4 separate regions of the Homo sapiens genome follow, and regions 2, 3 and 4 are each linked to region 1. A link is a loop called in an ENCODE intact Hi-C map of the cell type or tissue named here. Cell type or tissue: Caco-2. All regions are shown on one strand. Links, peaks and the distances in the headings refer to the core of each region. The heading gives the core; the rest is flanking DNA. Region 1 has its middle 35 kb from the start of LINC01948. Region 2 overlaps LOC105378977 (a long non-coding RNA gene). Region 3 overlaps C5orf67 (chromosome 5 putative open reading frame 67). Region 4 has its middle 120 kb from the start of ANKRD55.

Region 1 (7,691 bases), core at 1,114-6,113:
CCCAAGGCTAAAGATGCTCATGATTGTGAAGAATTATAGCTTTCTCTCTGCATTCATGGAGAAAAGCAGAGTTCTAAATCAGATAGAGTGTTCAGGTGAAAATCTATTCTCTTTAAATACAATTCATCTGGGTGGGAGTGTGTGGGAATTGTTTGGACAGAATGCTACTGGCTGGCATAGGATACAGGAGAGCATTTCTTTCTCACCATTATAAGCCCTGGAAATACCCCAGCACATGATATAGGGAAAATGTCTTTTCTCTTTTAGCAAGGTTTGGGACTCCCAGCCTTTGGATGTCACATCGAGAAGATGACAGATATTTTTAATTGAATGAGAGGAAGATTAGCTACTGAAGATTTTTTAAATGATCATGTTTGATTAGAGTTACTTGGGAATTAGACTAATAAGCTCACAGCTGGTCAGAGGGGATCAAGGTACTCCTTCAGTGGTAAATATTCTCATATTAAAAAGCTGAGGCAGGATTACACAATCATGGAATTTTTGAGCTGCCATTGATTTACCTGGATATTAAACTATTTGGTAACTTTGCAAATTCCATGGACGTGCTAACATTTTTTCCCTCTTTCTTTCCAGTGGCAACAATGGGCAAAACCTTGAAGAAAGTTAATGAGCTTAAGACAGCAAAAGTGGAAAAAAAAATCTCTCTAGGTGTTTAATATTTGAAGCTGGTAAAATCTTTAGACTGTAACGCAAAGGCTATGAAGAAGTATTGTACCACCCACAGGGTGCCTCAGGCTCCCTCTCCCCTCTCGCTTCCACATGCCTGTCACATTCTATTTTCAGGGAATCTTTCATTCATTCTTTCAGTGCCTATTTATTTGGCACCTGCTATGGTACTAGGCAGTGTGCTACGTGCTAGAGGTACAAACAGATGAAATACACAGTCACTATCCTCATGGTGCCCCTCACCTAGTGAAGAATGTGGTGACAAGCATCATGATGGAATCGAGGTCAGAGCCAAAATAACTGAAGAGAATTTCCTGGTGATGCCTTGCTTCAGGCCCTAATATCCAGGGTCCAGGCACCTTTTCTTCCTGGAATGGCTTCTGCTACATGTGTCAGGAGAACCACGGCCTGGGAGAGAATCACATGGTTGCTTCTAGGTTCAAATGAGCTGCAGTCACTTCCCCAGAGGATGTAGAGCAGCATAAGCCTGCTGGGCAGAGGGGGGGTCCAGGTCCCACTCTCTTGTATCCGGGGAAGCACACAAAGGGTCTGGAGGACACTGCATGAATGTTTCTGCGTGACTGGACCCATCTGCAGGCAATTTAACAGTTGCCAAAGTTTCTTCATCAGTGTGCAGTCTGGAGCACCCAAAGACTGGGCAGGGCTGATCTGCGGTGACCAAGTTCAGAGGCACAGGAAGGCACAGTTTGCCTGAACAATGCTGAGCGTGCTTGCAAGCCTGAGAGATGCAATTATTTGAACGCTATTATATGCTGGCCTTCCGGTGAGCTTCAAGGGAGCAGACACTAAGGTCTCTGTTGCACTCTCTGAGCCTCAGGCCACAGGCTGCCTGTGCCTTTCATGTTCCTTCAGTGGCCAAGGGCAGGTCATCTGGGAAATGAAGGGATGTGAGGCAGAGATGATTCTAGGAGAGGGTGGTGCATTTCCCATTTTGTTCCCAAAGTTTGGGTTCTTCCTTTAGCAGTTTCACAGTAGACCCAGTTAGTGATACCATGTCCAGCCCTTCTCTTCTTATCGATCTTGCTCAGGGCAGCAATGTGCCCAGTTACCTACTTGCTTTCCTAGTTTCTCTCACTGCTGCTGGTAGCTTGTGCCATAACCCAAGCCAAATAGATATAAACTAAAGTCAGCTTGGGACTCCTGAGAAAGTTTTGCTTATGTGATAAAGAGGGCCCATGTGTCTGGCACTACTCTTCCCCAATTTCTTTTTGCCTTGGACATGGACATGATGTCTGGAAAGCAGCAGCCATCATGTAGCCATGAGGCAACAAAGATGAAGACAAAGCTTAGACTGGAAGGGAGGTAAAGTAGAAAGAGCCATTCATTTATTTATTCAACTAGTATTTATTGAGTGTCTGTTATGTGCCAGGCACTGTTCTAGTTGCTAGAGACACAGCAGTGAAAAAAGCACACAAAATCCCTGCCTCCTTGGTGTTTATTTTTAGTGGTAACAGGAGAGAAAGACAATATATAACATCTGAGAAATAAAGGCTATAATATGTCACATGGTGATAAGTATTATGGAAAAAAGAAAAGTAGGTATTCACCCTGGGCAGGGCATTAGAGGCTAATATAAGGACTGTAGCTATTCCCCTGAGCAAAACAAGCAAATCATTAAGCAAATCACTGGAGGGTTGGAGGAGAGGGTGACATGATTTGATTGAGATTGACATTTTAAGATCACTCTGGCTGCTGTGTTGAGAATAGACTGAAAGGGGAAAGATAGAACCAGGGACCCTGATGGCATCAGTGAATATCTAAGCCAACACCAGCAACTACTTGCTTCCAGAAACCTTGTTATCTGTAGGAAATAATTCCCTGTGTTACTTCTGTGGGAAATACTCTCAGCCAGGTATTCTGTTACTTGCAGCCAAACTCATTCCCAACTGATACAGAGAGCAGGTACCATCATTTATCATGCACCTGCTATGTGCCAAGTGTTGTTCTAAGTCCCACGGATATAAAGATGAAAACACATGTAGTTCTCATTATCAAAGAGCCTTTCAAGGGCCTTGTGATATGACTGTGGGAGGCCAAAGACAAAGCATTACACTGCAGTAAGGCAATTGCATTATCGAGGTTTGTCTGGAAGATTGGGTGGGTGCAGGGGAGGAGCACAGCTAAGCTGAGAAAAGGAGCCAGGGAAGACATCACGAAAACTGGTAGGTGCTTCTCAAATGAACACATTTGTGGAGGGCATTCCAGACAGGAGGAACTCTATGTGCAATACAAAACATAGAACATTCTGGGACATGTAAATAGATCAGTATTCCTGGGAGAGTAGAGTTTGATTGGGCGGGGCTTGGTGGGGAGAGAATGGCAAGAAATGGTGGAGATTAGGTTGGAGAGGCAGGAGGAGAGGTGATGGAGGCTTTTGTAAGTGCTACAGAAGAATATGATTTCCCCCTGTAGACAGCAGAGAGGGAGTGGAGCAATAACTCTGGCAGCCAGATTAAAGACAGCTCATAGAGGAGTGAGGCTCCAGGCAAGACCAGTGCAAGGGTCAGGGAACGGTGGATAACAGCCTGAGACAAGGCAGCAGTTGGGTTGGAGAGGAGGGAATGCGGAAGTGATGTTCTGAATGTGGTAATAGAAGAGGCATTCCAAGATAGCCCAGACACACTGCATACACCTCTGCATGAATAGCTAGATGATGTTTTCGGCATAAAGGTCACTCCAGGAGACAATGGACAATTTTTTAGTGGACCAAATTAAGAGCATAACCAGCTTTTACATAAACCTGTGGAGACTGCGTCTGGTGAGCTGACAGCAGGAGATTCCATTCAGGTGGCTTCGTGGAAGCTAAAGGGTAGTTCCTTACACTTGGTTCAGGCTGCCCTGCCTTCTTCACTGTGGCTTTGCATTTAGCCTACCATTTCAACATCATTTATTCTAGAATGCCTTCTGTATTCATCAACATCACTCTGCATGGGTAATCATATTAACAACTACTATGATTGGGGGGGTTACATATGACAGACATGTTACATATACTTGTTTAGATTTCACAATAGCCCTGCCAAGAAAGTATTATTAACTTGAGGCCCAGAGAGGTAAGGTAACTCCCCTAAGGCCACACAGCTAGTGAGGCAAAATGTGATTTGCCCAATGAAGTGTATGTTGTTCTCACCATGCTCCAAGGTTATCTACCTCATTATAATCCATTGTCCATTCAAGACCCCAGGCTCTACTTTTTTGTCCACAATCACAGAGCTGCATTAAGGTGGGGCATTTACAAAATACTTTCATAGACATTAAAGAGAAACTCTTCGAACAGGTTTTGCCTGATTTCCATGAAGGGATTTGGATTATTTAGAGTTCCAAATTTTCCAAAGGACTAAAGAGTACATTACTAATAGAATAAATTTAAGGGAAAAAAATATTTACTTTATAACCATACTTTACAATACTAAATAATCCAGTTGCAAAAGAACGGAATCGGTAAAGGATGGTTCTATTCGTTAGCCATAGGGAAGTATAGAAATTCTTGGGAAATAATATTCTAGAACTGAAATACAAGCAAAGCACAGGGTTGGTTATTTTGGATGATGAATGAATGGATAAATTCAAATTTTGTCTCTCATTCAATAGGCTTGTCCCATTGGTCAATAACTGGTTTACTAACCATCTACTCTGTTTGAGGTGCTGCTTTTGCTGTTGGGAAAGTGAGAAGGGATGGAGACACGAGAAGAAACTGAAAGTTACTGTACCTAAAAGGCATAATTATTGATGCCATAAAATGTTCAGGCAATATTACGTATCCTAAAGACACTACTAAGGACCACCGTTTAGTAGCTGGGCCTCAGAGATCACCTTGTCCAACCCTTACATTTTAGAGGTAATGAAATTAAGTCCAAAGGGATTTGTGACTTGCCTGAGGTCACAGACGTAGCTGGTGGCTGATGTGAGAGCTACATCTGCCACGAGTCTGTTTCTATTGCTGTTACTTTTATTCAAGAATGGATTTAAAATTATGTAGTACATTCTTGAGAGGAACAAAAGGATCCTTTTATTTAACTCAGGAGGAAAAAGCAAAGAGATTCTAGCCTGTTATTTAGAAGGGACATAATCATGGAAGATGTTGTTATACTTGCACTTGTGTGCCAGGATTTGCATTGCAGCTTAAAAAAAAAACTTTTGCTATTGAAAAAAATAGTAAAAGATAGCAAGCAACTTGAATTTCTATCATTAGAGGGCTTAATATGATAGAGTTCATCCTCATGGTGAAATATTATACAGCCGCTAACAAACCAAAGCAAATCTATGTGTAACTGATATAGATATATTTTATTTTTTATTTTTAAATTTTTATTTATTTATTTATTTTTGAGACAGAGTCTTGCTGTGTCACCCAGGCTGGAGTGCAGTGTCATGATCTTGGCTCACTGCTACCTCTGCCTCCTAAGTTCAAGCAATTCTCCTGCCTCAACCTCCTGAGTAGCTGGGATTACAGGCGCATGCCACCATGCCCAGCCAAGTTTTTGTATTTTTAGTAGAGATGAGGTTTCACCATGTTGGCCAGGCTGGTCTTGAACTCCTGACCTCAAGCAATCCACCCGCCTCAGCCTCCCAAAGTGCTGGGATTACAGGCGTGAGCCACCGCGCCCGACCAGATATAGATACATTTTAAATGACAACAATAACTTGTAGTTCATAGCTATATATTTCTTCAACCGGTTTTTTGCACAGTCTCAGTTCAATGTGAATTAACATAAAATGATTTATTTTTTCCAAGGGTAGCTATAGTCAATACTGTCATTTGTGTTGCCCCAAATCTATTAAACGCTTTTCCACATTCTAATATTTCCCATAATTTAAATCCAAATTTTCCAATGTAGAATCAAAAACAACAACCATATATTGCCATTTCCCATGCCCCAATGATGGGGACGTATAATTCAGGTTGCAAAAATAAACTATATCTACAAAAAAATTTTGATTTAAAACTAACTTTATTTTAAGAAGGTAGGACATGGAGCATTCATTTGGCCTCTATCAGCAAAAACAGTCTTGAAGCCAGAAGTTGTGGTGGCTTCCTGATTTGTTTGTTTGTTTACTTGTTTGTTCATTTTATATTGTGGCAGAGGCAGAAATGCTTTTGAGGTCAGGTCCATGGGGTTCAGCCTGGAGTCTGATTCTTTAACCTTATCAGTGGTTCTATGAGCCTTCTATATACCTAAATAAAACTCTTTTAAAGCTAGCTAGAGTGGATTCTATTGACTGCAACTAAGTACTGTCACCAATATGAATAAATACTTTCACCACACTCTGTCAAAGTCTCCTTTGCCATCATGTGACAAACAACATCTTGGGTAGGGCTCATTGTCATAATTAAACAATGTTCAGTCTAGTTTAGTTTAGACTTTTCATTCATGTCCTATTTAAATCTCATATCCAGTTGTCCAGCCATGTGAGGCAGGCAGCAAGTCAGGGAGTGAGACATTAGTTTCCCTTTCCTGCCAATATTCCCAAACGCTACCAATCAAAATCCTCTCTAAACTATAGGGTACACTTCGATCTCAGGTCTGGGTCTTTCTAACCAGCTACACAGTATCAGGGAAAGTCTCACTCAATAACCTTATAAATTTCTATTCACTTATAAAGAAGGGGGAGGGACACAGAAATTTACACATATGTATCCTTTTCTGGGGCTACTCTAGAAACTAACGAGAATGATTGGCTGTTGGGAGGAAAACAGGAGTCTGGGAAAAGATGGTGGCATGGCACAGTGATAACTTTTCTGAAATTGTTTCTTTTGTTTGGAGAGATCCTCACTTTCTGAGTTGTTACTGGAGACACAGCCTGCCACCACAGAAACTGAACACTTAAGCCACTTACTCTCCTATCAACTTTTATAGCTAGGATAGAAGAACATGGCCTGGGCTCAACCAATCAGACTCTCAAGCTCTGGACTATGAAGAGAGAGCTGGTGTCAAGAAATGAAGGAAACCATTCTTGTTATGGGTGGCAACAGCTGGGGTGGTAAGAACCAATTTCTGGAGCCAAGAGAGGCTTCCAGGCAACTTGTGGCAGCCAGTAGCCTGCAACTGATGCAGAGCTGCTGGGAAGCATGATCGTGGCTATGTGTCTAGCTACTGCCTCGTCCCTTGTTCTTGCTTGTTGTGATTCTGTTTCTCCATTGCTCTTTTCAATTTTGTGAGTTTTCCAATTACCTTTCTGACATAAGCATTTAATGCTACATATTTTCTTCTAATTACAGCTTTAGCTGTACTACAAATTTTGACCTTTTGAATCTTTATTTTTATCCAATTCAAGATGTTTTCCAATTTCTCTTGTGAATTCCTATTTGACCCATGGGTTACTTAGAATATGTTGTTTAATATCCAAATATTAGGGGATTTTAAAAATCTTTTTCTGTTATTGATTTCTTCTTTAACCCTATCATGGTCAGAGGGCATACCTTGGAAGATTTAAATTCTTTTAATATTTTTGAGGTACCACTGTTGCTGAGTAAAGCGCTCTCTAAATGTCAATTAGGTCAAGTTGGTTGACAGTGCTGTTTAGGTTATCTACATTCTTAGTAATTTCCTGTCTATTTTTTCTATTTGATTACTGAGAGAGAAGTGCTAAAGACTCCAACTATAACTGGATTTGTCTATTTACTCTTTCAATTCTGTCAATTTTTGTTTCATGTATTTTGAAGCTACTTTGTTTGACGCATACGCATTTAGGATTATTATGTCTTCTTTATGAATTGACCTCTTTATTATAATCTAATACCCATTCATCCCCGGTAATAATTTCTTGTTCTTAAGTCCGGTTTGTTATTAAGCACTTTGATTTTCTTTTTGTTAGTGTTAGACTACTGTTTGTTTCTCTCCTTTTACTTTTAAACTATCTATGTCTTTAGATATAAAGTGGGTTTCTTGTAGGTAGGATAGAGTCGAGTCTTGCTATTTTCTTTTAATCCCATCTGACAATCTATGTTTTCTAATAAAGTGTTTAGAACATTTACAGTTAAT
Region 2 (7,691 bases), core at 1,472-6,471, 140 kb after region 1:
TCAACTATGATTTTCCCACACATTCCCCAAGCACTGCAATTCTCTGTCTCCACGTGCTTATCAAAGTATCTTTTCCTGGAATGCTTCACTTTCTCTCTGCTTAACCCTGTAAACTCAGGTGCATACACACATGCACACCTGTGCACATACACACACGCCAAGGCCCTTCAAGATCAGCTCCAACACTGCCCTCTCCAGAAGGTCTTGCCTAAGGTTGGAGCTCACCTTTCAATGCCCTCTTTCTTCAAACAGCTTTAAATAGCATTTATCACGATTATTCCTTGGTGGGTCTTAGCTCACCACCGGTAGACTGAAACTTGTTGAGAGTATTCCTTCTTGCTCACCTTTCATTTTCCACATTAATCGTGAAAGTAGCTTGTGAGAGTTGGTTGAATTGAGTTAAATTAACCTGACATGAATTAATTGAGAGACATCTTGCTGAAGGTGACAAGTTGGAGGCTCTTGGGAGGATTATAGATAAGGGTGGAGGGCTTGTGTCTCCTGACCTATGTCTCTGCCTATCGTGGAACTCTTACCAGGCACATCCCCTATCTGTCTCTATCCACATGTGATTGTGGACTCAAAATCAAAAGAAGGGCTGCAGCTGTTTTTTGTCAAAATCGGACAATTTTATATCTGTAATCTTGCAGCCAGAGCGGTTGAGCTGATATATTTCATGACTCACTCTAGACAGATTAAAGTCTGTCCCTGAGAAACGAGGAGGGGGAACCATTAATCTTTCCTAAAATAAACAGAGAGTTATAACAGCTCTTTAATCTGAAAAGTGGAGATCCTGAGCTGGAACACAGCACCCAAGGGCGCGCCAAATTCCACGATGAGTAAAGAGTGCCCAGATAATAATTGATTGTGGGATCCTCTTCCCTGTGGTCCCTGAGGGGCGTTCACAGTGTCGCCAGCATTTAAAGAGGCTTTGGCAAAGTATCTGTCCCAGCTCCATATGAAAGAAAGACTTGTCATCATCTGAACCCTTTGGGACACTTGCTTTGCTAAGCTTGCATGGAAGCTTTGGGGTGCCTATGCAATTAGCATTTCACTCTTGGTGGCCTACCACTGTGTCCCATCCATGCGTCTCCCACCCAGCCACCCCCATCCACAGGAGTTCTTGCTTCTCCCCAGGCATGGCAGAGTTTCTCCTCTACTTTCCCAGTACTCCCTCACTAAACCCTGAAATTTGGCCAATTCCGCCTTCAGGGTCATCAAGCATCACCTTTCTTTATGCCAGTGAGGCTCAACAGTCTCTCTCCACTGCATCCTGCTCCACCTCCCAGGACACAGCAACCAGTGGATTCCCTTTCCTTCCTTGGTTTCCAACCTGATTCTCCTTTGCTTCTCCCTCTGACCTTCTCTGATGCCTCTTCCTTGTCTGTCATTTAATTATCAGTATCCCCAAACTTCTTCCTCAAGTCAGCCTCTCTTCTCCCTCTACATTCTCTTTCTTGACAATGTCATTTATTCCCACAGAACCTCAATGACAAAGACTCTCAAACAAATTACCTGTTCCCAAGCTACAGACTCATTCTTTGAATGGCCTGATAGACATCATTTGGACATTTTACTGGTATCTCACACTTACCATTTCCAAATCTAATGGATTATCTGTGATTCACCCCACCTCCAGCCCCTCTTCAAATAAGCTCTAGTGCCTATTTTCCTTATTTCCTACAGTAGCACACAATTACTCAGTCACTTTATACTTTAACTCATGGAGCATGTACAGCTCTTAGGTTCTTCTCCATTCCTCTCTCTGACATGCCTCTGTTTACCAAATTCTTAGAGTACAGTCCTATAGATTCTGTGTCTAAATTGTTTCTGGTAAGTATTTTCTCCTGTCCACATTCATGACCATAACTCAGGCTCTTACTATTTTTTGTCTCATAATAGCTTTGTTACTGGTTGTCCTGCTTCAAACATTGTTCAGTTTATCATATTCTTGCAGAAGAATTTTTCTAAACCACAGACAGGAACATATTCCACTGCACAACTTTCAAAGACTGAGTACTCCCCATTGCCTGCTGATTGTATCAGAAAATCTTCAGCCCAGAATCTAATGCCCTCCATAATATGACTCCCACCTACTTTTCCAATCTCATTTCCCACCAGAGTCAAGTGTGACTACTCACTGTCCCATGTAAACACGCCAACTTGCATGCCTTACTGCCTTTGCACCATTCTCTCATTCTGCACTGCCCCAAATATCCCTTTTCTGCCACCTAAGTCTTTCTGTGACGATCTTACCAAGGATCAAGGCCATCTCCAAGCCACCTCTTTCCTGAAACCTTTCCTAATCTCTCCAATGTTGGAGAGCACTCTTCCTTTCAGCCCATGCCGTACTTTTCTGTGATTTCCTTCCTTCCTTCCTCCCTTCCTTCCCTCCTTTCTTTTTCTTTCTTTCTTTTTTTGACAGTCTTAGCCTGTCGCCCAAGCTGAAGTACAGTGGCGCAATCTCAGCTTGCTGCAACCTCTGCCTCCCAGGTTCAAGCGATTCTCATGCCTCAGACTCCCAAACAGCTGGAATTACAGGGGTATGCCACCATGCCCAGCTAATTTTTGTATTTTTAGTAGAGACAGGGTTTCACCATGTTGGCCAGACTGGTCTCAAACTCCTGACCTCAAGTGATCTTCCCACCTCGGCCTCTCTAAGTGCTGGGATTAAAAGCGTGAGCCACTGTGCCTGGCCCCTTTCTGTGATTTTTCATTGTAATTTATGTGCTCTTATTTTATTCCCTTCATTAAGTGGATAGTTATCAACCTTTTTCACCCTTATGAAGGATGACAATCATACTTTTTTTTTTTTTTTTTTTTTGAGACGGTGTCTCGCTCTGTTGCCCAGGCTGGAGTGCGGTGGTGCAATCTTGGCTCACTGCAAGCTCCGCCTCCTGGGTTCACACCATTCTCCTGCCTCAGCCTCCCGAGTACCTGGGACTACAGGCGCCCACCACCATGCCCAGCTAATTTTTTTGTATTTTTAGTAGAAACAGGGTTTCACTGTGTTAGCCAGGATGGTCTCGATCTCCTGACCTCGTGATCTGCCCCCTCGCCTCCCAAAGTGCTGGGATTACAGGCGTGAGCCACCTCGCCCAGCCGACAATCATATTCTCTATACATGCTTGTGTCAGGGTCCAGCAAAAAAGCTGTAACTTAATCCTTTTCTATCCCAATCAAAAAGCATATCAAAAGGCAAGATGGGGATATGCTTAAATCTATTTTATTTACATAAAAGGCACATGCACTGGAAAGGGTTAACTCAGAATCCCTAAGTTGCTCAAACTCTTCACATTCCAAAAGAAAGCCTCTCTTCAGGACTGACCCTTGGCTTGGGCAAAACCTCTGAGCTCTTAGAATATTCTGCATGATAAGAGTGTTTTTTGTATGCCTGAGGCCTTGGGCCAGGCTGTACCAGTATAACCAGATAAGTTTATGCTAAAAATGTGATTTTTGATAAATGCCTGTTTTTGCTCTGGGGAGCTAGAGACTGAGTAGCTGAGGTCAGTCACATGGGTGCTGAATGCCTATGTAGCGGAACCCCAGTTAAAAAACCCTAGATACCAAGGCTGGGGAGCTTCCCTGATTGGCAGTACTTCATGTGTGTTTTCACACATCATTGCTGGGAAATTAAGTATGGCCCCTATATGACTCCACTGGGAGGGGACATCTGGAGGTTTGTTCCTAGTTTCTCCTGGACTTTGCCCTATGTGCCTTGCCCTTTGCTGATTTCAATCTGTAAACTTTCACTTTAATAAAACATAACTATGAGTATAGCAGTTTCTGAGTCTTGTGAGTCCTTCTAAGAAATCACTGAAGCCTGAGGGTGGTCTTGAGGTCCCCTGACACAGCACATCATTCACAAACTTCAAAACTTTAGGTTGTAAATTGCTAGTGACTAACTTCACAACTGATTACAACCTACCACCAAGTCCTAACACATGGATTGTCCTTTGCGGTGAGAAGGAATATGTCTTTTTTATCTTTTCATCCCCTGCTATGCTTTGCACAGAGACTGGCCTTCAGTAGGTGCTCAGTTAACATTCAATTGCAAACATTAGAATCAAGATCTTGACCAAATATTAGAAAACACCTCTCAGCCAGGTGTGGTGGCTCATGCCTGTAATCCCAGCACTTTGGGAGGCTGAGGCAGGCAGATCACTTGAAGCTAGGAGTTCAAGACCAGCCTGGCCAACATGGCGAAACTCCATCTCTACTAAAAATGCAGAAAATTAGCCAGGCGTGGTGGTGCATGCCTGTAATCCCAGCTACTTGGGAAGCTGAGGCACGAGAATCGCTTGAACCAGGGAGGCAGAGGTTTCAGTGAGCTGAGATCCTGCCACTGCACTCCATCCTGAGGGACAGAGTGGAAAAAAAGAAAAAGAAAATATCTCTCAAGTTTGGGTATCATCTACAAACCCAAGATGCACCATGTAAGGCTAAGCTGTGGTAACAGAGAGACCCAAACATACGATGGCTTAAATAAGTCAGGTATTTGTTTTTCTCATCAACAAGTCTTGGGGGAATGGTCTAGGTTGGTGGGCAGTTTTTTCCCATGTGTTCATTCAGGAACTCGAGTTCCTTCCTTGTGTTACTCAGTCATCTCTAAGAGCAGAAATCAGCAGACTACAGCCTGCAGGTCAAATCTGTAGTGCCACCTGCTCTTGTAAGTGAAGTGCTGTTGGAACACAGCCATGCTCACTTGTTTATGTGTTGTCTATGGCTGCTTTTGTGCTCCAACGACAGACTGGAGTAGTTGTGACAGAGACTCTATGGCCCACAAAGTCTAAAATATTAACTATCTGGTACATTATATTAAAAGTGTGGTAAGCCTACAGGAAAAAGGAAGAGGGATAGAAGATATACATCAAATATTTTAAAGCCAAAGCATAAAAGTGACAGGTATCACCCTCACTCATATCTCCATGGACCAAGGCTAGTCATATGATTTCACATAGCTGCAAGAGAGGCTAGACACTGTAGTCTTTAGCACGGGAGTCAACAAACTTTTTCTGTAAAGGGCCAGAGAGTCAATATTTTCAGCTTTGAAGGCTGTGTGGTCTCTGTCACAATTATCCAGCTCTGTCACTGTAGTGTGAAAGCAGCTATAGACAATGTACAAATAAATGAGTGTCACTGTGATCCAAGAAAAGTGTGTTTACAAAAAAAGCAGTGGGCCGGATTTAGCCCACAGGCCATAGTTTTCCAACCTATGCGCTAGCTTGATGGCCATGTGTCTATCTTAAACTCTGGGGGTTTCTGTCATTAAAAGGAAGAAGAAGAGAATGGCTATGGGGCAGGGGGCAAGGGATATCAGCCTCTGATACAAATACTTTTTGTTCCCAGGCAAATTTTGAAAACAGATAATCCCATTCTTGATTTATTTGTTGGTATATTGCATGCTGACTCTAGTTGCAGAAGGCATATGTGTTGGAAAAAGTTATCCATTTACCATTTTTAAGAAATGATCTCCACTGGGCCTGAGTTCAACTCCATACTAAAGAAACCTGAAGCCTCTCCATTCAGTGTTCCCAGCAGTCTTCACTGATTCCTTCTGTTTTACTAATTAAAATCCATGTAACCCACGGTATAACTTTGCTGGGTATGGTTGATTGACACTCTCCATTCACTCCACCTCTTTCTATGTACTTTTCTGTACTGCAGTCTGGAAAGCTAAAATCTGCATTTCCCAGACTCTCTTGGATCTAGGGTTCTGGATGCACTTAGGCAAGACCTAAACCACAGCAGTAAGACAGCAGCTATCTCCCTGCTGCTACATCTGTGGACAAGCAGGTCATGAAAATGTGTCAGAGCAGTGGTGGCAGCTGGATTCCTGATTCTGTGATTTTATCATCAGCTTTGAAAGTATGAGGAGGCAGCTGTGGCTGCCATACTGGGACCAGGAAGCCAGGATCAGGAAGCTGCTGCTGGCCCTGGCACAGGCAGAGGCCACCTCAGCAGACAGCCACATCACTGCTAGAGAGGCAGCCAGGAACATTCCAGGTGGGAACTCCAGGATTCAAGGAGAGAAGTCACCACGGAAAAATTACCAATTTGCAGGACGATAAGTAGGCTTTCTTCCATGAGTACATTTCCTGGCCACAAAAAGACAATCATGGTTTTATCTTGGCTTTATATATAAGAATATGTAAGTAGAGTAGTTTGCTTCTGCTGAAGTTCTGACCATATGCCTCACCCTCAGGTCATCATCAGATGCCAGTTGTATATGTTTAGGGATGTCACATAACATCTCTGGGCTTCAGTTTCTTAATCTGCCAAATAACAGCATATGATGAGATGACTTTTCCAAAGACATGTTCTGTTCTAAAATCCTGTGAGCTATTAGTGTAATTAAAAACAGATATCTGCTACATCCTTTTTTGCCCTGAAGGACTGAGCCAGCCACAGATTCATTTCAGTGCTATTAGTGACTGTTATTGCTGAACTGCAGGCCTCTCAAAATTCGTATGTTGAAGCCCCCACCCCCAGGGCCTCAGAATGTGACTGTATTTGGACACAGGGCCTTTACAGAGGTATTAAATTAAAATGAGGTAAATATGGTGGGCCTTAATCCAATACAACCGGTGTCCCCACAAGAAGAGGAGATTAGAAAACAGAGAGACGATCATGTGAAGGCAGAGGGAGAAGCCACCCATCCACAAGCCACGAGAGGAGACTCAGGAGAAACCAAACCTGCCAACACCTTGATCTCAGACTTCTAGCCTCCAGAGTCATGAGAAAATAAAGTCCTGTCTTTTAAGCTACCCAGTGTATAGTATTTTGTTAGGGCAGCCCCAGCAAACTAATACAGTGATATCAAAATAAAACTTTCCAGAAAGCTTTCTGACAGCAAGAGAAAAAAGGACTAAGAAATTTCGCCAGCCAAGATATTCACTATACAATTAATGACCAGGAATGTAGCTAAATGTCCACAGGTAGGAGGCAGAATATCTTACCAGAGAAAGTGGAGACAAATACTGGACAACATTTCCATTTAGTAATAGAAAATGTTGTTAGCTCTATAGAGTATATGTAAAAGGTCCCCTGATGTTAAAGAATTGTTGGGATATCAGAAATAATGGCACAGTCAAAAAATCTAGAGCTCAGAGAATATGTACATTTTCTGCGAGAAAAATGACAATCACTTTATTGGCTATAATTTGAGATGTAGTCTAAGTTACTCTGGTCACTGCTTCCCAAATGTGTTGAGTTCCTCCCTGGGCTTTCCACTGGGTAAGTGAATGACCAGCTCATTGTTTTTGCCCTCTTTAAACATTGCTACCAGCCACTCTCCTCTCAGAGCCTCCCAAGTCTGACAAATATGAGCACCAAGAGGAAAGGAGAAGGGTCTGATTTCTGTTCATGCTATGACCCACTTGGTTCTCTGCATCTGCAGTCCAGCAGTTAGTTCCACACCTGGGACCATTTGGATTCCACTTGCAGGCCTGGCACTGCCTCCCCTCATAAGCTCATTTTAAGCCCAGGTGGATGTAACTTTGTTGATTCAGCATGAAATAAGCTTTGGCCCACCTGGCTTAGATACTGAGCTTCTGAGAGTACAATGACCTGCAAAAGGGTGCCCACACATACATAGTGGTATGCTGATTTCCAGGTCCATTCCACTATCCTAGGGATTCTCAGCTTTTTTCATATTGTGAGACATCACTGTGGGGCAGGAATGACCTAAA
Region 3 (7,691 bases), core at 1,547-6,546, 60 kb before region 1:
AGATGGTGTGAGCTGCAGTGTCCAGGTGCAGTATGGCTGCTATGGTGTCCTCAATGAATGAATCCTGCAGTGGAATTTACAGTGTTGTTCCTGGCTGCACAGTCTTCAAGCCTTTTTCTCTGGATACTCTAGGAATTCTTTGAGTTTCCCAGTGTCCTTTCAATAAATTCTTCTTCCTAAATTAAGTAGAGCCTATTTCTGTGGCTTGCAACAAAGCATCCCAAAAGATACAATATTAAATTACTAATTAAGAACTTCTGACACTTCTCCTCGTCTTTATGAAATTTCAGAAGCCCCTCCCCCCAAAGAATATGTATGCAAATAGGGAGGCAGAAACGGACAGAGACTATTTAGGGAACAAGGAATAGGAGAGTTTTGTTGAAGCAGAAAGTTCATATAGAAGAATAATGGGAAATGAGGCTTCCAAACTAGATTGTAGATATTGTGGAGGACCTTAAAAAGCCAGACTAAAGAATTTGGGGTTAGCCTACAGGATTGGGGAAATGTGTGCAAAATTAGAGAATTTGGAGTTGTGGCTACGATCAGTCACTTCAGAGTGTCTTCAGCACAATATTCCCCCCAAATGATGGGTAGAACCTGCATATACAGAATATTAACATGGAATAAAGGATTGGAAGTCTTATATGTTTGGGAAATAGTGGCTTGATTGAGATTCAAACAATTTCTCTATCCTGATAAACAAAGTGAATTTCCTAGAAGACGCATTCAGCAGGCAACACTTCTCTAACTTATTGGACCTTGGGATTTATACTCTTTCAGCACGTGGGCCCAAGAGGCCCAAGAAGCCATCCTGGGAAAGGCTGTTTTTTCCTTGGTGACTGCTGGTTAAGAGAGCAAAAGGGATGCAGAATGAGCAAGGGGGGCAGGGAAAGGTTCAGAACTTGAAGAGGCCTTAAAAGAGTAGATGCGCTGAGACACAGGCAGTTAGGAGAAGGGGAAACTGGAGGAAAGAAGTTGGAAGGAAAGAAGACAAGTTACCCAAGACCCTCTAAATTTTACAGATAATCAGCCTGGTTTCCAGCTCCTGGCTTAATTTTAACAATTCAGCCTAATGCTTTGTCAGCCTCATGTGAGTATGTCAGATACCTAGGGAATCTCTCAGAGACACTCTTGGGGCATGAAAAATGTAAATAATAGACCAGGCCTCTGCCTTGAGCCACGAGGCAGCTTCCAGGAAATAAAGGCAAGGGGACAAAGTTAGACTAGTCGCAACCTGTGCCATCAAGCAAACTTTCTTACACCCTGGTCACTCCCCAAAGCTACCTGAAGGTTCCATGAAATACTTCCACAAACTGCCTGCTATTGCCAAGGTTTGCAGGATCTAGGCATATTTGAACAAAGTTAAAATGACGATTGCAAAGACCCCAACAGTTAGGAAAGCTTTTTGTTGTAAGAAACAGAATACTTGACTAACCGAGGCTTATACCCTAAGGACATTTCTTATTCGCAAAACAAAAAGTCCAGAAGTGAGAGGTCCTGGGGTTGGTCTAAACACTTTCTAACATTTACATCTGCCATTCTTAGCATCTTGGCGTTTGGTCTGCACACCTATCTCCTCATGACTGCAATATGGCTGCTGAAACTCCAGGCATGATGACCCAATTCAAGGCACAAAGAAAAGAAAAGAAAAGAAGAGTGATTTCAGCACCTCTCCTTCTTTTATGTCTGTCCCTTTTATCTGGAAAATAAAATCCTTCTCTAAAGTATCTCAGTAGACGTCTCTTCATGTTTCCTTGGCCTTTTAGTACATGAGTACTCCTGGCACCAGGGTGTTTAGAAACACTGGGGTTTTTGTTTTAATCTATAATGGAAGACAAGCAAGGGAGCAGGGGAGTAGAAATGGCTGCCTCATGAGCCAAATAATAACAGTCACTATGAAGGCTATGTAGAAAACAACTATAACAAAAAAGCCCATGATAAGCCACTAAGTAAATAAAAAGCAGGATTAAACCATTGTATATGCACTATGGTTACAATCAAGCAATAGTACAGATGAATGAAAGGAAAAGACTAGAAAAAATTAGTTTAAAAAACACATAAAATTTTACCCTTCTAAAAATGTTGATGGAAAGAGGCCAGAGGCCCCATGCAGGGGAATTAATCCTGATTTCATGATCAATCCAATGGCTTACTTGGGTGAACTTTGAGTAAGTCAGCCCAAATGCAGAGCATGTGAGCTGCAGGAATACAACTGCAAGAGCTGATCATTGCTGCCTGTGGCTGCTTCCTGACCTCATGCTGAGCCCCTCTTTTGGCTTTTATGTAACTGTTCCCATGCACTGTATGACCTCAAGGTGAACACCCGGTCATAGGGACTGTCTCAGGGGTGTGCAGTGGTCAGCTTCAATACAGGAAGAAGTCTGACAAGTCTCTGAGCATTATTTTTTTATTAGTCTAATAGTACAAAACTTGGAAACACAAATAGATTGGACCAGAGAACCAGACAAGGGGTGCCAACCTTTTCTCAGTTAGCAAAATATGTGAGGAAAAAAAAAAAAAAAGAAAAATGCATATTACCCATGGTAGTAATTTGTCAATATACTATTTTAACTGGTCACTTTTTTGGGATTTATTTTGGATGGCCAAAGTTATCCTTAAGAAATAACTGGATAGTAGCCTGGACAATTCAAGGCCCAGTGGTGCCCGGATACTTAAAAAGAAAGGGCAGAGTGTCAGAGAATCTCAAAAGGGAAGTGACCTTTCGCCCAGCGCCATGCCCTTGCCCTGAAATCCTGCTTGGAGCAGGACCCAGGACTGAACACACTTCCAGATGTAGCTGACCTGCTAAGACAAGTGTGGGACCAAGACACTAAACGATGCATTAGAGGACATCTAATTTCAGAAAGTCTTTAGACAAGGACTTCTAGCACATTATTATGGCTTAACTGGATGGCATCCCAATTCAGGAGAGAAAGTTCTTCAAGTTAGGAGATCAGGGTCACATTCTGATGTTGCCAACTGTATGACCTGAACATGGCTGAATCTCAGTTTCATTAACCAACCACATAGAGGATGTGTAATGCACACCTCACAGGCTGGTCTTAAGTATGAAGTTTGATTGCTGAGAAGAGTGAGAAGAGGATGATTACTACCTCAGTTTACTTATCTGTAAAATGAGGATAATAATGTTATAATACTTAGATTAGAAGGTTGCTATGAGGACATGAGTTAATACGTGAAAAGTGCTTAGAATAGGGAAAGAATGTAAGTAGCCAGGATGTAAATACATAGAATGTAAGTATTCAGAAATGTTAGCTGTCATTCTTCTTCCTTTATTTCTATCATCATGTATTAACTTATGACTATTTTTTCTTAAGCAGTAAACAAGTTTATCTAACAATCTTTCCTATTATTCCCTCCAAATCTCCTTAAAATCTAAAACCCAACTTTCAAAACAACATTTTTTTTCTATTTAGTTGTTTAGGTTTACATTGGTCTAGTAGCAGACTGCTTGATCCTTATAAACCCATTTGTTAAGTCTTTCTCAGAACATACATTTGGAAAACTATTAAATGGAAACATAAACCTTTTTCCCCCACTGCAACTATACATCTACTTTTTCATAATTACTCAAACCTGGAATTAGGTATCCAGTTTCAATAGTCTAGTATATTTAAATCCTGAGGACAGATTTTGATCCGTCCTGTATAAACACTAGCACCTGCTGGTTATAACTACACCCCCTGTGGACTCTCCAGAACTACCTCTGTAAGTGAATCACTGAAAGGGTACTCTACTGCCCTTGTGTCTCTGTTACGCCTGTGTTTCTAACCAGTCTTTATATATTACTGAGTTTTCTTTTATCTTCACTTTTTTTGTTTGTGATTTAGTCAAGACCAAAGGTCACTATCTCTATTCCAGGTATCAGAAAATAAGTGACAGAAAGTGGAGGCCTTAAGTGACTCACCCAAGGTGCCATGTGTTGGTTCAGTAGTGGAGTTTGGACTCAAGCTGATCCTAGGGGTGGGTCCTCTGAAGTATACCAGTCAATCAGAAGGGACTCCTCTGTGAGTTTTGTTCTTTAAGTTTTAGGAAGTAAGGGCCAGGCATGCTGGCTCAAGCCTGTAATCCCAGTACTTTGGGAGGCTGAGGGAGGTGGATCACGAGGTCAGGAGTTCGAGACCAGCCTGACCAACATGGTGAAACCCAGTCTCTACTAAAAGTACAAAAAAAAAAAAATTAACCAGGCATGGTGGTGTGTGCCTGTAATCCCAGCTACTCAGGAGGCTGAGGCAGGAGAATTGCTTGAACCTGGGAGGTGGAGGTTGCCGTGAGCCGAGATCACGCCATTGCACTCCAGCCTGGGCGACAGAGTGAGACTCCGTCTAAAAAAAAAAAAATTTAGGAAGTAAGGCTACAGTCTGGGTTGGAGCTGGTCCAAGGAAAGGGTCAAACTCTGTCTTGAAACAGGAGGTCACAGGAGCTGTGTACAAGTGACACAGGCCATTCACACTTGGCTCACAGTGTAACACTACAGACTTTCAGAAGTGTAGAAGAGCTGTTTGGATAAAAATCTTGGAAGGAATGACACATAATGTATTAGAAGATTCCTCAGTATTTGACATATGTGAGTTTCATCTGCAATGATTTGGCAACCGCCATTAATTTTCTTTCCCATCAGTAAATGGTAACCTCATAGGGATGGCATTTTTCTTTGCTGCTCCTTGGAAGGGCCAAGGTCACATTCCAGAGAAGGATGCTTGCCTTGCAAAGCATGCCATTCTTGAGGCACGATAAAGAGAGAGTTAATATTTGAAGACATTGTCAACTTCATTGACAACTAACAAACTTACCTAACTTTTATTGTTGCTGTAACTTGTCCCCTTTCCCAGAAAAGTGTGATAAGAAGAGGAGTAAGACTGCTCAGACTAATGAAGGAACAATGGTTTGATAGAATTCAGTTTAGTTTTTCACAACTACTGTTTGTATTCTGGGGCTGTGTGAGTTTTATATGGCATCTAGTGAGTGTCTATTTTTGAAATGCAGTGTGATTTATTCAAATTTTGGGCATTCTTTCTGCTCGACAATGCTGGGGGGTAAAGGATATGGTAAAAAGGAATCAGGAAGGATGTCACTTGTGGTTCCTTCTAGTTTTGCTCGCACTGCTTAAGTCAAGGAATCCTTGCTTAAGTCAAGGAATCCTTGACTTTTAGAGCCAAATGGAAGTTGAAGTGCTATAACCCAACTCACTCCATTCTTTATCCAGTTCAGAAACTAATTGCACCACAACCCTAACAGATAGCTCTACAACTCTGCTTGGTGTCTCTAGTGATAGGGAGATGAATATTACAAGTGACTATCAATTCAATTATTGGAACCATCCTACTGTAAAAAAAAAAGTTATTTTCTTTTTTTGACCCAAGTTGACTCTTTGCAATATCCCCCCATTAACTCTAGTACTGCCCCTAGAGTGAGAGAGAGCAGTATAGCAGAATGACAATGATCACAGCTCTGGAGCCAGATGGCCTGAGTTCAAATCCAAGTTCTTCCACTTCTTTGCTGGGCGCCTGTGCCTCATTGTCCCCACCAGAAAAATGTTAATTCTATTGGTGCCTACTTGATAGGGTGGTCATGAGGAAAAAATGGGTTTATATGTGTAAAGAACTTAAACAATGTATGGGACTTGGTAGGCACACAATTAATGCTAGCTATTGGCAACATTATTTCATCTCTTCATATACCTTTTTTTTTTTGAGACAGAGTCTTGCTCTGTCGCCAGGCTGGAGGCTGAAGTGCAGTGGCGCGATCTCAGTTCACTGCAATCTCTGCCTCCTGGGTTCAAGCAATTCTCCTGCCTCAGCCTCCCAAGTACCTGGGACTATAGGCACATGCCACCACACCCAGCTAATTTTTGTATTTTTAGTAGAGACAGGGTTTCACCATGTTGGCCAGGATGGTCTCAATTTCTTGACCTCATGATCCACCTGCCTCAGTCTCCCAAAGTCACATACCCTTTCTTTAAAAAAAAAAAAAATGCTATTTGAGGCACTGCACTGAATGTATTCTGAAGCTCTGTTCAGTGAATGCCATGATTGTTAAGTAATGTCTGCCACTGGTAGAAGATAAAATGATGTCACATATGTCACATACTTGCCATCTGTCATCCAATCCTGTTTTCTCATGACAGTTTTAAAAATATTAAATAAAATAGCAAAATTTCCTGTCTTAGCCTCTCATCCAGGCTAAAGCACCTAGTAGAAATACTGAAGTCTGTAAATTCTGGTTGATATCAAAAGATGACCCCTCAAGGCATCCTTGAAGTGGCCTTAAAATTAGAGCAAGAAAGAGCATTTTATTTTTTCATTTATTACCTTTTATTAGATACCTCTGGCTCTTCCCTTTTGCGGCTATCACCGAAGCAGGAGTGGCCAAAATGAAGTTTAATCCCTTTGTGACTTCCGACCGAAGCAAGAATCGCAAAAGGCATTTCAATGCACCTTCCCACATTCGAAGGAAGACTATGTCTTCCCCTCTTTCCAAAGAGCTGAGACAGAAGTACAACGTGTGATCCATGCCCATCCGAAAGGATGATGAAGTTCAGGTTGTACGTGGACACTATAAAGGTCAGCAAATTGGCAAAGTAGTCCAGGTTTACAGGAAGAAATATGTTATCTACATTGAACGGGTGCAGCGGGAAAAGGCTAATGGCACAACTGTCCACGTAGGCATTCACCCCAGCAAGGTGGTTATCACTAGGCTAAAACTGGACAAAGACTGTGAAAAGATCCTTGAACGGAAAGCCAAATCTTGCCAAGTAGGAAAGGAAAAGGGCAAATACAAGGAAGAAACAATTGAGAAGATGCAGGAATAAAGTAATCTTATATACAAGCTTCGATTAAAACTTGAAACAAAGAAAAAAAAATACCTGTGAATACCCAAGAGTGCCATAATTATTTGGAATCTCTCTAAAAACACTGATTTTTCACAACTTAATAATGAAATTAGTATTCTCCTACCACCCATTGCACACACATTGCTGTTGGTGTGTAGTGTGTTGCTGTGGAGAGAACATTAGATGGGGAGTTAGGGAGTGTTATGGCCCGAATTATGTCTCACCAAATTTCATATGTTGAGGCCCTAACCCCTAGTCAGACTCTATTTAGAGACAGGGTCTTTAAGGAGGTAATTAAGCTTGAATGAGGTGATAAGGATGGCACTGTTCTTCAAAAGAACTGAATTCCTTATCGAAGGGGAAGAAGCCTCATTAGGGCATGCATGCAGAGGAAAGACCAGGTGAGAACACAGCAATAAGGCGGGCATTTGCAAGCCAAGGAGAAAGCCTCACCAGAAACCAGCCCTGCCGACACCTTGATCTTGGACTTCTAGCCTCCACAACTATGTGAAAAGTAATCTCTTGTGTAAGCTGCCTACTCTGTGGTATTTTGCTGTGGCAGCCCTAGCAGACTAATAACAAGATGAGATCTAGAGCTCATTTTGCCACCAACAAAGTATGTGACCTTCAAGTATTCAAGCTTCCCAAATTTCAATACTGAAAAGTGTTTTAACCCTTGAGAATTAATATCATATGCTTCATCTGGGCTCCTGCCTTGAGGTGGGTGGTGTGCTTGGGATGGTGGGAAAATAAAAGTTTTGTAGCAGATTATCTTGTAGCCTCAATTGTGAATCCTGTGCAGCTCCTCCAGCCTAGAAACAGTCCAGGGGAAAAATAT
Region 4 (7,691 bases), core at 1,504-6,503, 90 kb after region 1:
CGGGGCAGGGAGGATGGGGAGATGCTGATTAACAATTACGGAATTACCGTTGGATAAGAGGAATGAGTTCAGGCGTTCTGCAGCATCACAGGGGGGATGTGGTTAACCAGAATTTATTGTACATTTTCAAAAAGCTAGAAGAGAGGATTTTTAATGTTCACAACACAAAGAAATGATCCAAGTTTGAGGTGATGGATGTGCTAATTCCCCTGAATTATTATACATGGTATACACATATGGAAATACTACTCTGCATCCCATAAATATGTACAATTATTACGTGTCAACTAAAAATTAAAGAAAAAAGTGGAAACAACTCAAATGTCTATCAACTGATGAAAGGATAGATAAAATGTGTTATATCCACACTATTATTGGGTAATATGATAAAGGACTGATGCATGCTACTATATGGATGAAATTTGAAAACATTATCCTAAGCAAAAGACAGACCCAAAAGACCACAGCTGTATGATTCCATCTATATAAAAAGTCCACAATAGGCAAATATATAGAAACAGAAAGTAGATTAGCGGTTGCCTAGAAAGGGCTGAGGGTTGGACAGGCATCGGGAATGACTGTTAATGGAAAGGGCTTTTCTTTTGGGGGTGATGTAAATGTTCTGGAATTAGATTGTAGTTGTGGTTACACCACAAATATACTAAAAACCATGGAACTGTACACTTTAAATTGGTGACTTTTATGGTATGTGAATTATATCTCAATTAAAATGTTTTTAAAAGTTGAAAATATAAAAGAAATAGCACAGATATCGTTGTGAAAGGCATTCTGAAGCAGTCAAGTGCTAAGCAAATGGTACTCATCACTGCTAGCCAAAGTTTAAAAATTTATGTATGAAACTGGTGAAATGGTGGGATTTTTGAGATCCCTTCTAATTATTGGTGTAATACAAAACGTATTCATCCATCTCCACTGATGTCAGCAGTCACTCCTCACATCACAGGCAAATTCTCAATTTCCCAGATGACAAAGCCAAAAATCCCATGCAGTTTTATAGGAGGATCCTCTGGCTGTTTTATGAAGTACAAGTCCCACTCGCATTCTGATTTCTCTGTTCTTTCTGCTCCTTCTTTAGCCCCAAAGGGAGAAAACTGATGTTAATGACAAACAACACATTCATGGCTATTCATGAATCTTGGTTGTTACAATCACGTGAGACTTGAGGTATCATGTATTTTGGAGTTACTTGGAAACATTTTTTAAAAAGCAAACAAAAGCAAAGTCTGAACCCGGGGTCCTGTTTTCAGCAGCAGTAAATAATTCCCTGTATTCTCTATTATCTCTTTTGGACTGGGCCCTTTACTCATATAGTCTAACTGTATCTCAAAGGAGGTGCCTAAGCATCGAAGGATTCCTGTAAATCAAGTGAACTTGCTTTAGAAAATGGCATAATCTCTATCTAGAAACTATTCCTCACAGCCCTTTAGGGAATAATCCATTCATGAAACTGAAATATTGTTGGGCTTACTTTATATCTGTTGCTCCTCTTGGCTGTATCTGAGAGTTGGCTCTTGTTCTTGCTCTCTCTTTCTCTCTCTCTCTCTCGCTCTCTCTCCTCTCTCTCCCTCTTTCTCTCCTCTCTATTTTTCTCCCTCCTCTTCCCAACCAAATGATCTTGAGAAGCAAAGATTTATTGCCTGGAATCGAGAGCCACTGCTCACTCAGCCAACAAAATCTGGTCTCCAGTTAAGGCTAAGGGCAACTGGCTGTGAGTGCCTCAACCTGCTGAACCTGCAAAAGTCCCCACCTCCCACACTACGGCCTGCTCATGGAAAATTCCTGGACACAGAAGGGTCAGCCCACGGACAAGGAGTCAGCCAACCATGCTCCCCTGGGCACAAGGACCTTGGCGCCTTTCCAACCACTATCATTAAAAGTGGGGGCTTTTATGTTAGTTTTTCTTAAGTTCACGTTTCGGGCAACTCTTTATTATGATGGTGATTATTTTTTCTCCAAGGCCAGGCCTCCACCCTCACAACTTTGGTGGAATGTGTTAATAATTTGCTCTAGGGAGATGAAAGCCTCTTTGATACAAGTAGAATAAACACATGGAACGCTGCTCAAAGGTCTAATTTTCACAATAGGAGTGTGGTTTTTTGGACTGAGAGTCGAATGGGGAGAGCAGTCTCATTCCTGAGTCACTTTCCACCCTGCTGTCTCTCCTCTGCCTCTGCAGCTCCTCCTCACTTGCCCCGCTGAGGGCAATGCCTGCCACTCCTCTGGGTCGCTCCAGACAGCTGGTGGCCAAGAAAGGCTGTCACTCACCATCGTGGTGAACACTGAAGTCCTGAAACAGACCTGAAGGGCATTTTCCTTCTGGATGATGTTGCTTTGTTTGGGCTGAGGATCTTTTCTAGATGCCAGGCAAAGACTTGCTTGGTGAAACCAGAACATATTAGAGCAGAAAAGACATCTTTGAATCCAACCTCTTCCTTTTACAGATGAGGTTCCAGAAGCCCAGGGAGGCTATGTAACTTCTCTAAAGTCAATAGGTTTTCTAAATCGCAGCACAACCTGTTCTCAAGCACCTGTGCTGCCATATTCTCCTGGTCCCCAAGGATTGACAGAAGCAAAACTCGGAAATGAAAGAAACCCATTTTCAGAATTGTTTTAATTTTCTTTCTGCACCACTCTCATTTTGGGGTGCCTCTCCCTACCAGACTCCATTCTTAGTCCCCTTTGCACTTGAGGCTTGTTCAAGTTTCATTTTAATATTCATTCATTGATACATTTGGTTACTTCAGAAGAATTGGTTTGGGGGCAACTCATGGTCTGGTTTGGTAGAAGAGGCCCAGTTAGGGTGTCCAAAGGTCAAGGTCCAGGGCCTGTCTATTAAGACTTGACCTCTGAAGCTGCTTCTCCCTCCCTCTGCGCTACCTGCTCTACTCAATTTCTGGAATGGTAGAGACATAAGTAAACAATAGATACTAAAGCCATTACTTTTGTAAGTGGATGATAAAGAGTCCTACATATTTAGAATGGTATAGTTTTCATCTAATAATTCTATGGATTTGTAAACAATGGATAAATATTCCTATTTATGGTGGCTATTCTATTAACATAGACTCATGCTTACTTACTCCTACTTTAAACTTCTTTCATGCAACATAAATTAAAGGGCTTTATTTGCATTATCATAATTTTCTCTGTATACATTTGCAAGATTCTTTTTTTGTGAGGTACTCAAATCTTCACATTCAGCCATGTGATCTAAAGATCATTCCATCATTTATTTTGCAAAACTTGAAACATGACAGTAGGGTTCTTTTCATCCAAATTGTGTAGCTTTGATCTTCATTATATCAGCAGTCAAAATACATAGATTTTTTTCTATCATCAAAGTCATAAAACATGTTTTGGCCCAGACACCTCAAGAGATGGAGATTGGTTCCTAGGTCACATTCCTCCTTTGTAACAATTTATCTGAGTAGCCCCAGGCCACATTCCTCAGACTCCTCCTCCTCAGCTCCTCTTCTCATCCCCCTGCCTCCACTCAGTACATACAGTCCTTTCTAGAACACACAGTTCAAAGATTACTTGAGAAAAGTCCTTCTTATTGGTGAATTGTCTAATTCCTTCAGGTTTCATTTCATCTCAAAGATAGTATTTAATTTGTGTTTCTAAACTGATACTCTTTCCAAGATTGAAATGTCCTTGAGAAAAACTAGCAGTATTTTTAATCCACTGGGAATTAGTGGCATCTTGCCCCTTAATACTTGGCAGTTACAACAGTTTGAAACTTCTCCCGGAAACTTCTTACTGAAATAGAGCTCCTTGGTCATTTATGTTCAACGAATTATTAATATTCTTAGATTCTACTGTAAAACCATACTCTGGCTGCATGTCCTTTGGGAGGAAGCTTCCTTCCCCAGTTATCCCCACAGAGAGATGACCCACAACATGCTCTTCTGGGAAGGCACCATCCAGTCTGCATTTGGATGTCTAAAAAGAACACCCAAAAGAGAGATGGGTGACCTCTTTTAGCTGCAGGATCTCCATTCAGGTTCTGGGGAAACCAGTCTTCTTTTTTTTTCTTTTTTTCTTTTTTTTTTTTTTGTATGTCATCCCTACCTCTAACCATCTGCTCCAGTTTGATGAGCATCAAACTGTGAATTAGCATGTGACTAGTTAGTGCTTTTCCACAGAAACAGAGAAATCACACTGACCTCCAAGGAGGCTGTGTGAATTTATTCTTGCTTTGTATCTTACTGAAAAGGATCAAAGCATTCTGTAAAATGTTAACACGGCTCAGCGTTTGAGATTTACAACTGTTTACCCAGCACTGTTGCTGCCACTGCTAATACGTCTTGTCACTTGCCCAAGTCTTGCCCTTGTCTTGCTTTCCTCTGACCACATACAATATGGGAACATAAATATGATTTCTCTAATAATGGTTCCTTTGTGTTTATATAATTGCTTTTCACTCAGAGATGCTTAAGTGTATAAACTTGCAAAGCCAGGGGCTCAGTTACACCAGTATCACATTCCTGCTGGCTTCTGGAGCGTAGTATCACAGGCTTGTAAACTCATTGATAACAGAATATATTTTCCACATGTGGCATTGCAGGAGTTAAGTGATTGGTCTGAGACCAGGAAGGTAGTAAAATGTGGCAGAATTCAACCTGTTTCACAACAGGCTCTGTCTGTGAAGTTACCTCTGGATGTCATCCCCTGTTAAGCACTAGATAAAATGGTTGTTGATACTATTAATTGATAACTGACTGGGACTTTCCACTACAAGGAAATGGCAAAACAATAAGCATTCCAATGAGCTGTGTGAGCTGTATTTTCTCCTGAGTCAAATCAACTCCAGGGTTATCCCTTTGAAACAAAGTGCCTTCATCCATTCAATATGCATTTATTAAATGTCTATTTGTCATTCTGCAGGGACTTATATGTGGCAAAACAAAATTACCTCCGTGTAAGAAACCGGTTTTGTCACTGGAAAGAGAAGATATACATACATGTAAATAATAAGTAATAGTTCAGGCAGTACACAATTAAATGCCAGAAGTAATGATTCACTTAATGAGTGTTGTAGGGTTCCCAAGAAAGGGAAATGAATGGGAGCTGAGAAGGTCTGGGAAGATTCATGGAAGAGGGAACTAGGATCTGGGATTTAAAGAATGATCAAGGCCTGCACAGTGGGCTGGGGAACAAGATGGGCATGCTAGCCAGGAAGCGCTACTGTACATGGCATGTCTTTAAAAGAGGTTAACAAATATGGAAAACTTAGGTTGACAAAGGTAAAAGAAACCTGTAAAGCTGAGAATCAAAAGCAAAACCTTTTGCCTTGGTAATAGGAAAAGCTAAAACTGTCAGTGTTTGTCTGGAAACACTGGGGCTCTGAGAGTCCAGACATTTTTCTAAATGCATTTTGGTGTATTTCTACTTTTTCCCAGGTGAGTGATTTGGCCAAACCAAGTGAAGAGCGTTAGTGGTATTTGCTGTCTCTTTGCTGGATTGCATATATTTTAAATTGATTATCCAATTTGAAATTTGTAAAACATTCCCAGAGAGAAGCCTTATTAACGTACTGGAAAACCTTTGATAAAGAGAAGGTAGTGTCTAATGACACTTTTCTTTATCAAAAACTTTATACCTAGAGATGGATAAAAATAAGACAGGTGGTAGAGAGAAGTGCTTCAGGATATTAGATAAGAAAATTGATACTTAACCAACTGAAATAAAGATAACTATACTAGAAAATATTAGAATATACCTCCATGGATCTTGAAGCAGAGAGGAAGAAGGGGAGATGCTGGCTTGCAGTAGGGCCCTGAGAAGATGAGGTGATGAAGGTTTCTCCTGTACCCTACACTACTGGCTCTGAGCCACATCGACATAGAACCTAGAGAACAGAAAGCCCAAAAATTGAACTTCAGAGATACCAGAAAGTTCTCTAAAAGTGTCATCTTCAAAAGAAGCTTGAAAATGGCATGGTAGAATGGAAAAAAACATGCATAGGCTTTGGAACTATTAATACATGACCCTGATTCTTGGCTTAAATACTTACTTCATCTGTGAGCCTCAGTTCCCTCATCTTTAAAATGGGGATAATGTTAGTATGGTTGTTGCAAAGACTGAATATGATCGTGTAAAGCATTTAGTAGAGAATGCTGAGTACTTAACATAGAGTAAGCTTAGTAGATGCTCGCTGCAAGTAATGATGGAGATGGTGATGGTGGTAGAGAGTGTGCCTTACGGTCCTTTTGCAAATCACATTTTGGGGGGTGGGCGTCTGTGTTCGGAAAGCACTGGTTAAGGTCCTCTGGTTTGACTCTGCCATGAGGAACCAGTGAGAAGTGAGATATTTAATGCTAAAATGTCTGATATAATTGCCAAATACATTTATACTTTGGGATGTTTTCTACAATTTCATTTTAGTGGGACTCATGTGTGACTGAGTATGTTCCCAGTGAAACTATATTTTATTCCTTTCCCCACCACACCTACCACATCTCACACACACACATAAACACACACTTAGCCATTCATGAAACAAGAAGCAAATGAAGCAAAATCCACTCATGCTACAGTCCATAAGCACAGCTAGATAGAATGTAAGATGTGGCTTCTTTTCCTATAACTAATCTGACAAGATAACTCATTTCTGTTGCACACCTTTAAAAATTTAACATTTAGCCCTATCTGATTTCGGACCTAGCCTTAACTTGTCATGTAAACCGTGCCTTTGAGTCACAGTTACTCCTGGGCACAAATTCTCAGCCTTCTAGAAGGCTTCCTCCTTCCTTTCCTGTTCCCACCACTCTCCCTCCCCATCTGTTTTTCCCCCTAAAGTGGTGAATGGAAAAGAGGGAGAGGAGAAGGTGGTTGTAGCTTAAGGTTTCCATGACCTCCTGGAGGTGCAGGGGGAGTCCTCTAGCTGCTGGAATCTCTGGCACAGGGATCCTTGCCCACCTGGGGAACTGTGGTGCTGGTGAACTGGTGATCTAGTCTCTCCCTCAGGCTGGCCAGGGCCTGGTGGAGATCCAGAGATGCATGAGTACTACTCTACTCTAGATAGGGTGAAACCTATTACTTACCCTTCCGCCATGAAGCCGTAGCCTTACTGTCCTGAGAAGCATGAGGCTTCTCTACTCTATGGGGAGAACCAATAGGGTCTTCAGTCTTGGTCTTTGGCTTCTTTTTTTTTTCTTTTTTTTTGAGATGGAGTCTCGCTTTGTCACCCAGGCTGGAGTGCAGTGGCGCGATCTCAGCTCACTGCAAGCTCCCAGGTTCACACCATTCTCCTGCCTCAGCCTCCTGAGTAGCTGGGACTACAGGCGCCTGCCACCACGCCCAGCTAATTTTTTTTTTTTGTATCTTTAGTAGAGACGGGGTTTCACCGTGTTAGCCAGGATGGATCACGATCTCCTGACCTCGTGATCCACCCGCCTCGGCCTCCCAAAGTGCTGGGATTACAGGCGTGAGCCACTGCGCCCGGCCGGCCTTTGGTTTCTTGAAGGAGAGATTTAAATTTGTTCTTGAAAATCCTCTCTCAGAACAATAGCCTAATAAATAGGCCCTATATTGAACACAAGAAGCTGAATGTTACCAGGGCTTTTACAATTGACAAATTCTAATTTTTTTTGTCCAACCCCTCCCATCTCCCCACTCCCCCAGCTCCACTCACATACAGACATATATACATACACCGCTTGAGCCTG

Evidence for each region. Hi-C counts contacts between places; a loop is a spot of excess contacts. Peaks named below come from ENCODE experiments on the same cell type or tissue, not always from the same donor. Only the 100,000 strongest peaks of a DNase experiment are listed, where the experiment ranks them.
Region 2: it touches region 1 in a loop (6-fold over the local background); 2 of 110 quality-filtered maps call a loop at or near these places.
Region 3: it touches region 1 in a loop (7-fold over the local background); 2 of 110 quality-filtered maps call a loop at or near these places.
Region 4: it touches region 1 in a loop (6-fold over the local background); 5 of 110 quality-filtered maps call a loop at or near these places.

The regions. Positions count from the first base shown.
Region 1 is chr5:56,443,004-56,450,694 of GRCh38, reverse strand. No RefSeq gene overlaps it. Among named protein-coding and RNA genes, the nearest start is that of LINC01948, 35 kb to the left of the region's middle. In Caco-2, for the core only: no CTCF peak of the experiment used is centred there; a DNase peak (open chromatin) is centred at 3,224.
Region 2 is chr5:56,303,911-56,311,601 of GRCh38, reverse strand. All of the region lies in intron 2 of LOC105378977 (a long non-coding RNA gene), which reads right to left. Among named protein-coding and RNA genes, the nearest start is that of ANKRD55, 74 kb to the right of the region's middle. In Caco-2, for the core only: no CTCF peak of the experiment used is centred there; DNase peaks (open chromatin) are centred at 3,401 and 3,511.
Region 3 is chr5:56,503,776-56,511,466 of GRCh38, reverse strand. C5orf67 (chromosome 5 putative open reading frame 67) reads left to right here. Exons shown (of 6, transcript NR_161255.1): 6 at 1-185. It also overlaps the pseudogene RPL26P19. Among named protein-coding and RNA genes, the nearest start is that of LINC01948, 26 kb to the right of the region's middle. In Caco-2, for the core only: no CTCF peak of the experiment used is centred there; DNase peaks (open chromatin) are centred at 3,966 and 4,706.
Region 4 is chr5:56,353,403-56,361,093 of GRCh38, reverse strand. No RefSeq gene overlaps it. Among named protein-coding and RNA genes, the nearest start is that of ANKRD55, 120 kb to the right of the region's middle. RefSeq lists a cis regulatory region at 2,013-2,026 and an enhancer at 1,948-2,092. In Caco-2, for the core only: no CTCF peak of the experiment used is centred there; DNase peaks (open chromatin) are centred at 1,803, 2,193, 3,473, 4,313 and 2 weaker places.